Linked DNA regions of Homo sapiens: region 1 is linked to region 2. A link is a contact called in ENCODE Hi-C or POLR2A ChIA-PET data. All regions are on one chromosome and are shown on one strand. The core of a region is the stretch at or near the end of the contact, and the rest is flanking DNA. Distances in the headings are between cores, read along the strand shown.

Evidence for each region. Hi-C counts contacts between places; a loop is a spot of excess contacts on that map. ChIA-PET counts read pairs that join two places held with the same protein, here RNA polymerase II (POLR2A). Pooled maps may share reads with other maps.
Region 1: a loop to region 2 is called in a map with no recorded cell type, with 2.5 times the contacts of the local background. The contact joins the promoter of TUBB4A here to the promoter of RFX2-AS1 in region 2. A Hi-C loop is called at or near these places in 3 of 37 single-sample maps with no recorded cell type and 2 of 50 pooled maps. POLR2A ChIA-PET finds 5 or more read pairs at or near these places in 1 of 52 experiments (WTC11).

The regions. Positions count from the first base shown.
Region 1 is chr19:6,498,426-6,503,963 of GRCh38, forward strand. TUBB4A (tubulin beta 4A class IVa) reads right to left here and starts at 3,884. Exons shown (of 4, transcript NM_006087.4): 1 at 3,731-3,884; 2 at 3,090-3,198; 3 at 2,862-2,972. The coding sequence starts at 3,787. RefSeq lists silencers at 3,401-3,510, 3,681-3,860, 3,871-4,140.
Region 2 is chr19:6,060,691-6,066,659 of GRCh38, forward strand. RFX2-AS1 (RFX2 antisense RNA 1) reads left to right here and starts at 1,908. Exons shown (of 2, transcript NR_199041.1): 1 at 1,908-2,078. All of the region lies in intron 1 of RFX2 (regulatory factor X2), which reads right to left. RefSeq lists enhancers at 5,192-5,693, 5,208-5,502.

The DNA of each region.
Region 1 (5,538 bases), core at 2,634-5,133, 440 kb after region 2:
AGTAAGTCAGGTCCCGTCCCTCCTCTGCCTACAGCCCTCCATGGCTCCCACCTACCTTGGGGTCAAAGCCCAAATCCTCCCTGCAGGCCACAAGGCCCTGCCGGACCTGCCCCATCCCCTCCCTCACTCTGCTTCAGCCGCAGCTGTTACTCCAGCTTTCCAGGTGTGGTCCTGCCCTGGGGCCTTTGCACTAGTGGCTTGGCTGCTTAGAATGCTTTCCCCCCAGGTATTCACCTGACTTTTTCCTCACTTCCTTCAGGTCTCAGCTCAATGCCACATCCTCAGAGAAGCCACCTCTGGTCACCCCCTCCCTCCTCCTCCCGAGCCTGGTGGTTTAGACTGCAGATTCTCGGGACTGACAAGACAAACTGTGTGACCTTGGACAAGTGACTTCCCCTTTCTGATCTGTTGGAAGATTTCAAAACATAATGATGCAGTTTTGTGGCCGTGGCCCATCATAGGTCCTTGGGAAATGGCTGGGTGAAATCAAGATGAAATGAGATTGGCCAAATGGTGTGAGTGATTTCAGGAGGACCAGAGGGCTTACAGTTGGGCCAAGAGATTCTATGGCCTCTGGGTGGCCAGGGGGTGGGAGGAGCATTAAAAGTGTGGGCTCAGACCAGGCGCGGTTGCTCATGCCTGTAATCCCAGCACTTTGGGAAGCAGAGGCAGGCAGATCACCTGAGAGGTCAGGAATAGGAGACCAGCCTGGCCAACATGGCGAAACCCCGTCACTATTAAAAATACAAAAAATTAGCTAGGTGTGGTGATGCATGCCTGTAGTCCCAGCTACTCGTGAGGCAGGAGAATCGCTTGAATCTGGGAGGTGGAGGTTGCGTCACTGCACTCCAGCCTGGGCAACGGAGACTCCGTCTCAAAAAAAAAAAAAAGCGTGGACCTAGTAGTCAGACCCTCTCCTCTGGCTCCTGACAGCCCCAGTGGCTTGCAGTGTGACTTTCTGCAAGTGACCTAACGTCTCTGTGCCTCTGTTTTCTCACCTGTAAAATGGAAGTAAGAGGCGAGTTGCGGAAAAGATTCAGAGAGGCAGGACAGGTCCTGCATTTAGCACGTCTTACATGCTGGGAGTATTGGAGGCGGGTGGAGCCAGGGTGGGGACATGCAGCCAGCTGGAGCCAGGAAAGCTTTCCCGGAAGGATTGTCCCAGGGTGTGGACACCCCACTATCTTCACATATGCTGTTGCCTCCGTCTTAAACATCTTTCCTCCCTTCCATGCCCTTTGGCCAGTCCAAATCCTACTCACATTCTAGACTGCAGATAGTAATGAAAACAACGACAAATGCTTATTTACCTCTTTCTCTGTGTCAGGCATTGTTCTAAACTCTACACATATTCATGACTTTAAGCTTCACAATTTTTTTTTTTTTTTGGAGACGAAGTTTCACTCTTGTTGCCCACGCTGGGGTGCAGTGTCATGATCTTGGCTCACCACAACCTCTGCCGTTCAAGCAATTCTCTTGCCTCAGCCTCCCGAGTAGCTGGGATTACAGGCATGTGCCACCATGCCTGGCTAATTTTTTATTTTTAGTAGAGATGGGGTTTCTCCATGTTAGTCAGGCTGGTCTCAAACTCCCGACCTCAGGTGATCCACCCGCCTCGGCCTCCCAAAGTGCTGGGATTACAGGTGTGAGCCACCGTGCCCACCCTGAGCCTCACAATTCTAATAGCATTTTAGAATCCCTGTTTTATTTGATCTTTTTTAGAGATGGGGTCTCACACCATCGCTCAGGCTGGAGTGCAGTGGCACCATCATAGCTCATGGCAGCCTCAACCTCCCAGGCTCAAGTGATTCTCCTACCTTAGCCTCACGAGTAGCTGTGACTACAGGTGCACACCACCTCACTCAGCTAATTAAAATTTTTTTCTTTTTGTAGAGACAGGGTCTCACCATGGTGCCCAGGCTGGTCTCGAACTCCTGACCTCAAGCTCTCTTCCTGACTCAGCCTCCCAAAGTCCTGGGTTTATAGGCATGAACCACCATGCCCAGTGAAATCCCTGTTTTAAAGACGAGGAGGCCGGGCAAGGTGGCTCATGCTTGTAATCCAGCACTTTGGGAGCTGAGTTGGGTGGATCGTTTGAGTCCCGGAGTTTGAGACCAGCATGGGCAACATAGAGAGACCCACCTCTCTACAAAGAAAACTAAAAAATTAGCTGGGTGTGGTGGTGCATGCCTGTAGGTCCAGCTACTTGGGAGACTGAGGCAAGAGGATCACGTGTGCCCAGAGGTGGAGGTGACAGTGAGCCGTGATCATGCCACTGCACTCTAGCCTGGGTGACAGCAGGACAGACAGACCCTGTCTGAAAAAAAAAAAAAAAAGAGGATTTTTGAGGCCCAGAAAGGCTGAGGAGCCCATCCTAAGTTATCCATCTGAATCAACCCCTGGCAGAGCTTTACTTATTTATCTCCTTTGTGGCCTATCACCTTCTACCAGAATGGGAGCTGCACTGGGGCAGAGAGGGAGCTCCGGCTGTTTGATTCTTACCTGGATCTCCAGCTTCTAGAACAGGGCCTGGTATGCAGTGAGTGCTCACTGTTTGTTGAATGCATGAAGTGGCAGAATTGGGATGTGCACCCAGGCAGTCTGGTTCCGGTTCAGACCGTTGAATTAAAATGCCACCTCCTCCAGGAAGACTTCCCTGAATCCTTCTCTGTATCCGCCCTCCTCAGGGCTCTCACAGTGGCCTGAGCATCCCCTCATCACAGCCCTGGATGCAGGGCTGGTGCCTGGTGCCCTGTCCACCCCATCTCTGGTCTGTGGGCCCCGGTGGTGGCTGTTGACTCTGTGGTGTTAGCAGGAATAAGGAGGTTTTCCAGCCTCTGGCTCCCTGCTGGGGGACTCACCAAACACGAAGTTGTCCGGCCGAAAGATCTGACCGAAGGGGCCAGAACGGACAGAGTCCATGGTGCCGGGTTCCAGGTCCACCAGCACCGCTCTGGGGACATAATTTCCTCCTGCAGGGAAACAGATGGAGGGCAGTTCGATGCGTGCCAGGAACCACAGGCGCCCGGTAGCATCCTGTTCCCTCCCAGCTGCCCCTTCCCACCTGGAAGGTGCCTCCTTCGCCCTACCTGTGGCCTCGTTGTAGTACACGTTGATCCTCTCCAGTTGCAGGTCACTGTCCCCATGGTATGTGCCTGTGGGGTCGATGCCATGTTCGTCACTGATAACCTCCCAAAACTAGAGAGAGAGGTGGTCGGAAGAGTTGAGAGAGGGGAAGCCGGTGGCCAAGCCGAGGACTGCCCCCAGCCCCCAACTAGCTCCCTAGCTGCCACCTCTCCCCCAGCAAGGTGAACGGGGGACCTAGAGGCATGGTGTCGGGGCGAGGATGAGGCAGCAAGAAGGAGCGGTGGGGGCGGGGTGCAGCCGAGTCAGCACCCAGCGGGGCCGGCTGGTGCCAGCGCACCCAGGCTGCAGCCCGGGGGAGGCACCGGGGCTCTTTGTGCGTGAGGAGGGGACAGTGGCCCAGCTGTGGGCCCAGCTGTGACAGGCGGACAGAAGGCTGGCTCCCACTCTCCGCAGCCTCTTTGTTCCCAGTCTGGCCCTGCCACCCCCACCCCGCGACCCTTCCCCCAAGGCCCCTGGGGCGCGCTGGCCTCCTGGGGACCTCATTCCTTTCCAAAGACTCCCAGGTTGCGGGGTGCTCCGGGGACCGACCCCGCGGTGCTCCCCGGGGCCGCCACTGCCTCCCCGGGCCCCGTTCCCCGAGCACCTTGGCCCCGATCTGGTTGCCGCACTGGCCGGCCTGCAGGTGCACGATCTCCCGCATGGCGGTGGCGCTGAGGGTGGACGCGGCGGCGGTGGCACGAGCGCGGGGAGCTGCGGCGGCGGCGAGGGTGGAAGATGCGGCGGAGACGGCGGAGCACGGTCCCTGCGCCCCCGGGAGCCGCTATATGAGCGGGCGGGGCACGCGTCACGGCCGGTCACCCTCCCGCTCCGCCCCTTGGTCCCGCCCCGGGATGATGGAGGGGGCTGGGGTGGGGGGAGGTGGTGCAGGGACCTCCCTCCCCAGGGGGCCTCCCAGAGAAGTCCGGGACGCCACGTGCTCCGACCCCTGCCTTGGGGGTGAGGCCCCTTAGGGAGCCACCAGTGCAGTCTCCCCCGTCCCAGCCCCCAGCCAGGCTTGGCCACCCGCAGAAATTGGGCGGAGGAAGGGAGGGGAGCGCCTGGTAAACAGGCATCTGAGAAGTCCTGCCCCTCCCCCTTAGCCTCCACCCTCCCGCCCCAGGCCTTGCCTCAGTTTCTCGGTCCGCAGCCCCCCTTCTCATTCTATTTAGACCTCATTCGCCAGAATCCTTGCAGTAACCGCGAGCCCTCCCAGTGGGCTGGGGGCTCCGGAGCGGCGATCTGGTTTGCGGGTGGGGGGCGGTAGGTTCCTGGAGGGCTTGTCCTGAAGCTGCATAGTAAAACCACGATTTTCCTCCCATGATTGGGTGCAGATGCTGGTGGGCTCCCCTGGTACACCTCTACTGGGCATTGAGCTCGTCCCAGGTGGGGTCACCCCCAGCCTGGCCTAAGGAGGAGAGTGGAGGAGTAAGACAGCTGGGTTCATATTGGGAGGGGGACAGTGAGTCCCCAGGGCTGCCTCGCTTTCCCAAAATAACACCCCTCCTCTCCAGTATTGTAATTTATCTTTATCTATATCTATACCCTTTTTTTTTTTTTTTTGAGACAGAGTTTCGCTCTTGGCGCCCAGGCTGGAGTGCAATGGCCCAATCTCGGCTCACTACAACCTCAGCCTCCCAGGTCCAAGCGATTCTCCTGCCTCAGCCTCCCGAGTAGCTGGGATTACAGGCATGTGCCACCACGCCCGGCTAATTTTTTTGTATTTTTAGTAGAGACAAAGTTTCTCCATGTTGTTCAGGCTGGTCTCAGACTCCTGACCTCAGGCCATCTGCCCACCTCTGCCTCCCAAAGTGCTGGGATTACAGGCGTGAGCCAACGCGCCCGGCCTATATATATATATTTTCGGACAGGGTCTTGCTCTGTCCCTCAGGCTGTAGTGCAGTGGCATGCTCATAGCTCACTGCAGCCTCAATGTCCTGGGCTCAAGCAATCCTCTCACCTCAGCCTCCCAAGTAGCTGGGACTGCAGGTGCATGCCATCACGCCTGGCTAATTTTCAAGATTTTTTGTAGAGATGGGGTCTCGCTATGTTGTCCAGGCTGCTCTCCAACTCCTGAGCTCAAGAGATCCTCCTGCCTCAGCCTCCCAAAGTGCTGGGATTCCAGGCATGAGCCACTGCGCCCAGCTCAGTATTATAATTTATTACCCACCATCTCCCTTGCCTCTGCATTTCCTGTAGCATTAGGTGTATGACCTTGCCCTGGTGCTCCTCTCTGTGTCTGAATTTCACATTTGCAAGTTGGGGTGGTGAGGAAGGCCCACCCTCCAGGGTCTGATTATGCGATGACCCAGTTAACAAGGTGGCGATAGTCTCCCCTCCTGCAGAGTCAACAATAAATTGTATCTTTCTCGAGTCTAAGTATTATCAGAGGCTGGACTGGACTTCCTGTGCTGC
Region 2 (5,969 bases), core at 658-3,157:
GCAGTGTTTCGTGTCGCTCCTCGAAGCTCTGTCCTCCCTCGTGTCTGGGTGCTGTTGTCATCTGGTTTCATTTTTCCCCCTAATGATACCTTCTCAGTCCCCTGCACTGGTCCCTGCTTGTCTCCCACCCTCGGCCTCCACCCTTGTGCCCCTCCCCTGTCACACTCAATGTGGACGACCTCCCGGCACCAGGACTCCCAGCACCACCCAAATCACCTGACTCCGGCTCCCTTCTCCAGCTGCCTCCCAGACCTCTCTGCCTGGGCGCCCCTCAGGTGCCTCAACAAGTCCAAGGGAAACTCTCCCCCCGCCAAAATTGCTCCTCTTGCGTTTCCTAAGCCAGGGGGCTGTTCAAGGCACTGGGCATCTCCCTGCGCCCCGGGACACGTGTCGCTGGTGACTCAGCCTGCTGTCTCCACCTGATACCATCTCTGCCTCCCCCTTCCTTCCGCTCCTGCTGCTACTATTTCAGTGAGCCCCTGCCTCCCTATCTCCTACCTGGAACCACCACATCCGCCTCCTAATTGGTCTCCCTGCTTCCAGCCTCTGCCCTCTCCCAGCCAATTTTCTTTCACATTGGGGTGATTCAAAAGATAACAATGTCTTCTCATTCCCTGGCTCAAAAAATCCTCCCAAGAATTTTCACCGCATAGACAGTGTGTGTGCTAAATCAAGGGATTAACTACCAAGGTGGGGGTTCCAGACCATTTCGATGTCGAAAAGGTCTGCTGTCTGTAGGATCCCTTCTTTAGAGGGTTGGAGCCTACCCTTCACACTTACAAGTCTGGCTGATCAAGACCTTGTCACCTGAAGACTGTCCGTAGGCAGGCAGAGAGCCCTGCCCCACAGAATGCATCCAAAGAAACGGAACATTTGGTTCCCTTCCTACTCCCGGCCCCGCCTCTGGATCTTACTGGGGAGTCGGCTGCAGCCGGGGGAAAAAGACTTTGCAACCTCCATTATTTATATAAATAAGAACAAATGCCAAGGGGAATGCCGAGTGGCTGGGAAGGAGGTATGACCACCCGGAGCAGAGGGAGGAGGCCAGGCTTCAGGTTCAAGTCCCAGGCTTGTCACTCGCTTACTGACTGTGGCAGTGGCCTTGGTTTCTTCATCTGAGAAAGGGGCTGGGAGGGGGAAGGGAATGATATAGCTGATGTGCCCACCCCGAGTGTGGATCCCAGCAGGTGCCTGATCAATGAAATATGTCCTAGGCAGGGGCGGGAGGATCCATTGAACCCAGGAGTTCGAGACCAGCCTGGGCAACATAGCGAGGCCCCATCTCTACAAACAAACAAACAAACAACAACAACAACAAACTGGGGGCCGGGGAAGGTGGCTGATGTCTGTAATTCCAGCACTTTGGGAGGTTGAGGCCAGAGGATTATTGAGGTCAGGAATTTGAGGTTGAAGTAAGCTGACTGCACTACTGCACTCCAGCCTGGGAGACAGAGGAAGACCCTGTCTCTAAAAAGAATAAACAAGTAACAAAACAAAACAATGAAAAACAACCAAAAAACCAAACTAGCCGAAAGAAAGAGGGACACAACCCCAAGGACAACAGCAGCGGCAGTAGCTGGTGGCCAGACCGAGCCCCAGACTGCGGGCAAAGCTGGTATACGTGGGGGCTGACTGACTCTGAGGAAGCCGTGACCACATCACCTCTGCTCTAGACACAACACACACGCAACTGAGGCTCAGAAAGGGCGAGCCATGAGCTGAAGGTCACAAAGCAGGAAGAGGCAGGCTAGACTGGAACTGGCTTTGGCTTGGGTTTGGCTAAGTCACTCCTTTAGGAGGAGGAAGCACATGTTTTTATGACTAGAGCCTCCGGAGCCACAGCTTCCCGACCTACGTGGAGCTTCCGTCTCTTTTCTGTATATAAATCGCTTCCCCAACCCCATGCCAAAGAGAACTCCAAATAACAACACAAGCTTAGCTTTTGCTTTAGAAGTTTCTAGAATTTAGTTGATGCTATTGGAGCTATCATGAACTGATACAGTCCCCGTGGGGAGTGACTGTATGAGCTCGAACTGGACTTGGACATTTCTCCAGCCCTCTGTGGTTCCAGTTGAGAAGTAAGTGCTCTTCATTCATTCTCAGTAACCAGGAGGAAAAGGTAAATCAGCGTGACTTAGAATGATCGTTCCCTCTGTCTATCCCCACAAGCAGTTCCCTGTGCGTTTAAAGCAGTGGGTTTTTCAGAATGTAAAGATCTGGGGGTCGCTCCCTGGCCAGTCGCGCATATTCAATATCTGCTCGTCCTTTCCCTCCCCTTCCAGAGACCAATGTCACCTGTCTGTCCTTTTCTGGTGCCTGGCCCTTGCTGGGGTCACCCACATCCCCTCCCGTGAGCTGCTGTGTCTCGTATCCCTCCTGTCCTGCCGCTCTCGCTCTTGCTCCTAGGCCGCCTTCTCCCTCATGCATCCAGCTACTTGGTTTGAAACTCTCCCCTGGCGCCTGCTCTGTGGGGAAAGCCGGGCTTCCTCTGATTCCGGATGGAGTGTTTAAATGAGATGTCCACACAACCCCCAAGGACCCTCTGATTCCAACGGAATTGGAGCCTACGCCTGCCAGACCCCCAGGCCTGAGCGCCAGCCCTTCACTGATCAGCTAGCCTCTGCCTGCAAGTCTAAGGTCTGCAGAATCGAGGGAGGCCAGCATGGCACACAGCGGTCCAGACTCGCAGTGACAAGGTGGCTGCAGTGCATGGAGGGCCACCGGAGGCTGGCACTGGTGTCTCCTGCACACAACGCAGGGAGGGTGAGGATGGGGTCCATGCACCTGCCAGGGTGGGGATGGACAAGACCCCTCCAGCAGGGCCAGGCAGGCTGGGCAGCCCTCTGTCCCTCAAAGTCCACCCGCCCATGACAGCTAAGATTAAAGTGACTGCTGCGTTGAAGAAGGAGGGAGGCAGAGAGACAGCAGCCAGCAGCTCCAAAGGGGATCCCAGGCAAGTGATGAGCAGTGGGGAAACCCTCTCTCCAGTCAGCTTGTCATGTCATACAGGCTTTCCTGACCTCAGCAATGCGGATATGAGGGGCAGGAATACACTCTGGGGTGGGGCCGTCCTGGGCACCGCAGGGTGCTGGGCAGCATCCCTGGCCTCCACCCACTCCATGCCAGGAAACCCCCCGACCCCTGTCTGACAGCCACAAATGTCTCCAGACATCGCCCAGTGTCCCCTGGGGGCAGGACCACCCCCATGGAGAACCACACGTCTAAGGCCACACCTTTACTCCACACAGCATTTCCAGATTCACCAAACCACTCTCCGTGCTTGTCCCCTCAGATTACTTCATGTCATGCAGCTGTTCACATCTGGCTTCTTGGCCAGCCAGCCCTTCTTGAGAAAACAAAGTCTGGATCTATGTCATCTCAGCAGCCCCCTCACAGATCCCTCACCCCAACCCCAGACCCTACGTAGCACATTGCCTGCAAAGATGCTCAAGACGTGTTTTGCAATGAACAAGAGAATGAGCAGCCCGCCTGCTCCGGGCTGCTCACCTGTTCTAGCCACCTTCACCATGTTGGCCTCCAGCTCCCGTCTTCAGCTGAGCACAGGGGCCTGTCCCAGGATTCTTGGAAGCGGCTTCCTAAGGCATCATGCTTTTGTGTTCTCCTTCTCTTACCAGCCTTTCTTTCCCTCTCACGTTTCTCTCCCTTTCTGACCATGAGCAGGGCTGCAGTGCAGCTGCTGATGGTCAAGATGAAGATGGGGAATGTGCCAGTGAAAACCTGGCATGCGGAGGCCTCACCTCACTCACCCTCTCCTGTCCCAGCTTCAAAATCTTTCAGAGCGACTCATGCTGCCAGAGGGTGGAGGAGTGGACCTTGAAATGACAAGTGACAGTTCCTCAGCAGTAGCATCTCCTGCTTTCTCAGCCTGGTGACCTGACCCGGCAGCACGCCCACTGGGCACCTGTGCCCACCTGGGGATGGGGTCTCGTCCTGCCTGTGTGACCCTTCCTCCTGACAGCCATCTCTAGAGACAGCCAGTGAGGGCAGGGCAACAGGCAGTGCATGTTCTTTCCACATCTCCATGACTGATTCTGGCCAGGAGGAGGCTGGCTTTCTGGATCCCACCAACATCACATAGGGGACCTTTTCAATCTACCTCCTACCTCCCCTCCAGTCGTGATTTGATTCTGGAATTTAAGAAGCGGAGAAAGAGCCTAGTTCAAATTCAAGAATTTCCATCTAAAACCACAGCATGGAGAGGCCCCTTTAAAAACCACCTAACCCAGCTCTTTCATCAAACAGATGAAGAAACTTACCTAAAGATGTTAAGTGGTTTGCCCAAATTGCAAAGCCTGATATATGGGAAAATACTTCCATGGGAAATAAGAAAATGATAAATTTAAAAAAAATTTTAAATGAGGCTCTAATTCCTGAAAAATGACTTACTTAAACTGGGGACTGGGCAGAAAATAATATTGTAGAAGGTAGAACAGCATTTCTTTGGGAGGATTTATCTTTTTAAGTATATAGTGGTCTTCTACCACTATCCTACAACAGGTTGCAGGACAAATAATGTATTTTAATCTTTGGGGGAGTCTTTGTGTAAGTCAGACCTTATTCATTTTCATTCCAACAACACTCGCAGCCATTGGATCCTAATTATCACATCTAATAAGGCTGATGGCTAATCAGCTTGCCTTTTTAAGAAAAAAAGGCCGGGCACGGTGGCTTATGCCTGTAATCCCAGCACTTTGGGAGGCCGAGGCAGGTGGATCATGAGGTCAGAAGATCGAGACCATCCTGGCTAACACGGTGAAACCCCGTCTCTACTACAAATACAAAAAAATTAGCCGGGTGCGGTGGCGGGCGCCTGTAGTCCCAGCTACTCGGGAGGCTGAGGCGGAAGAATGGCGTGAACCCGGGAGGCGGAGCTTCCTGGGCGACAGAACGAGACTCTGTCTCCAAAAAAAACACAAATGACATTCCATTATAAGTTTCTGCTGCAAAAGAAAGTTGGGAAATTTGTTTAGATACTTTAAATAGTCCTAAGATTAGCTGAAATGCCGGTAACAAACGTGCAATGAACATTTTCTTGGGGGCATTCAGCAACAAAGTGAATCGTCCTTAAAAAAAATCCATACAACTAAAGCGAGTCTCACCACGGGAACCACAGGAGCTGTTTTAGTGAGGGGCTGGAGTGTCTGTTACAGGCGGCACTTTTGCGGCTGTTGCTGCATTAGTCAGATTGCACTCGAGATGAATGAGGAAGAATAAAGTCTTCACCAAAAACCTGTCTTGGCTAACAGTTCTGAATTTATAGCCCTGGCAGTGGGGGCGGGGGCTGGGGGCGGGGCTGGGAGGAGGGGAAGAAATGTGTCACCCGCTCTGAATGAAGTTCAGGGGTGGTGTTTACCTAAGCAACAAACCCTTGTCAACAATCGCTATCTCTGGCTTGCCAGCGGAGGAGGTGGGGGAGTGAGGCTGTTTTGATCAAAATCCAACCTGTGGCTGCAAAGTGCCCATCAACAGGGCACTTTGTTAGTGGGAACGTGCGACCTCTCTTAATAAACATAACATACACATCCCACTGAGGGCCACGGGTGGACCCAACTTCTTAACAGGAACATTGAGCACATGAAACCAGAAGGTGCTGGGTCCAATTTCCACCCTCAGCCAACCCTATCTGTGAATGTCTCTACATGTGAGCCAGCCAGGGCTCAACTCTTTGCTCTTCTGAAATTCTTAGGCAGCAGAAATGAAGGCATCGTGCTGAAAAGCGCTCCAGAAATTGCGGATTTATCAGTGATGTACGGTAGTAGGTTGGACAAGTAATGATTTTCTGAACACCAGGAATTAGATCAAAAAAGAAATTCCACTTAAGACTAAAATAAGTCTCCAGTTGAGAGCAGTCTAGGACATATTCGAATGGCCAGAAGTTTGTTTCAATGGGGCCTCTGCGTTTGTGCAGCCTGGGAGTCAACATTACAATATTGGTTCTTTCAAGCAGA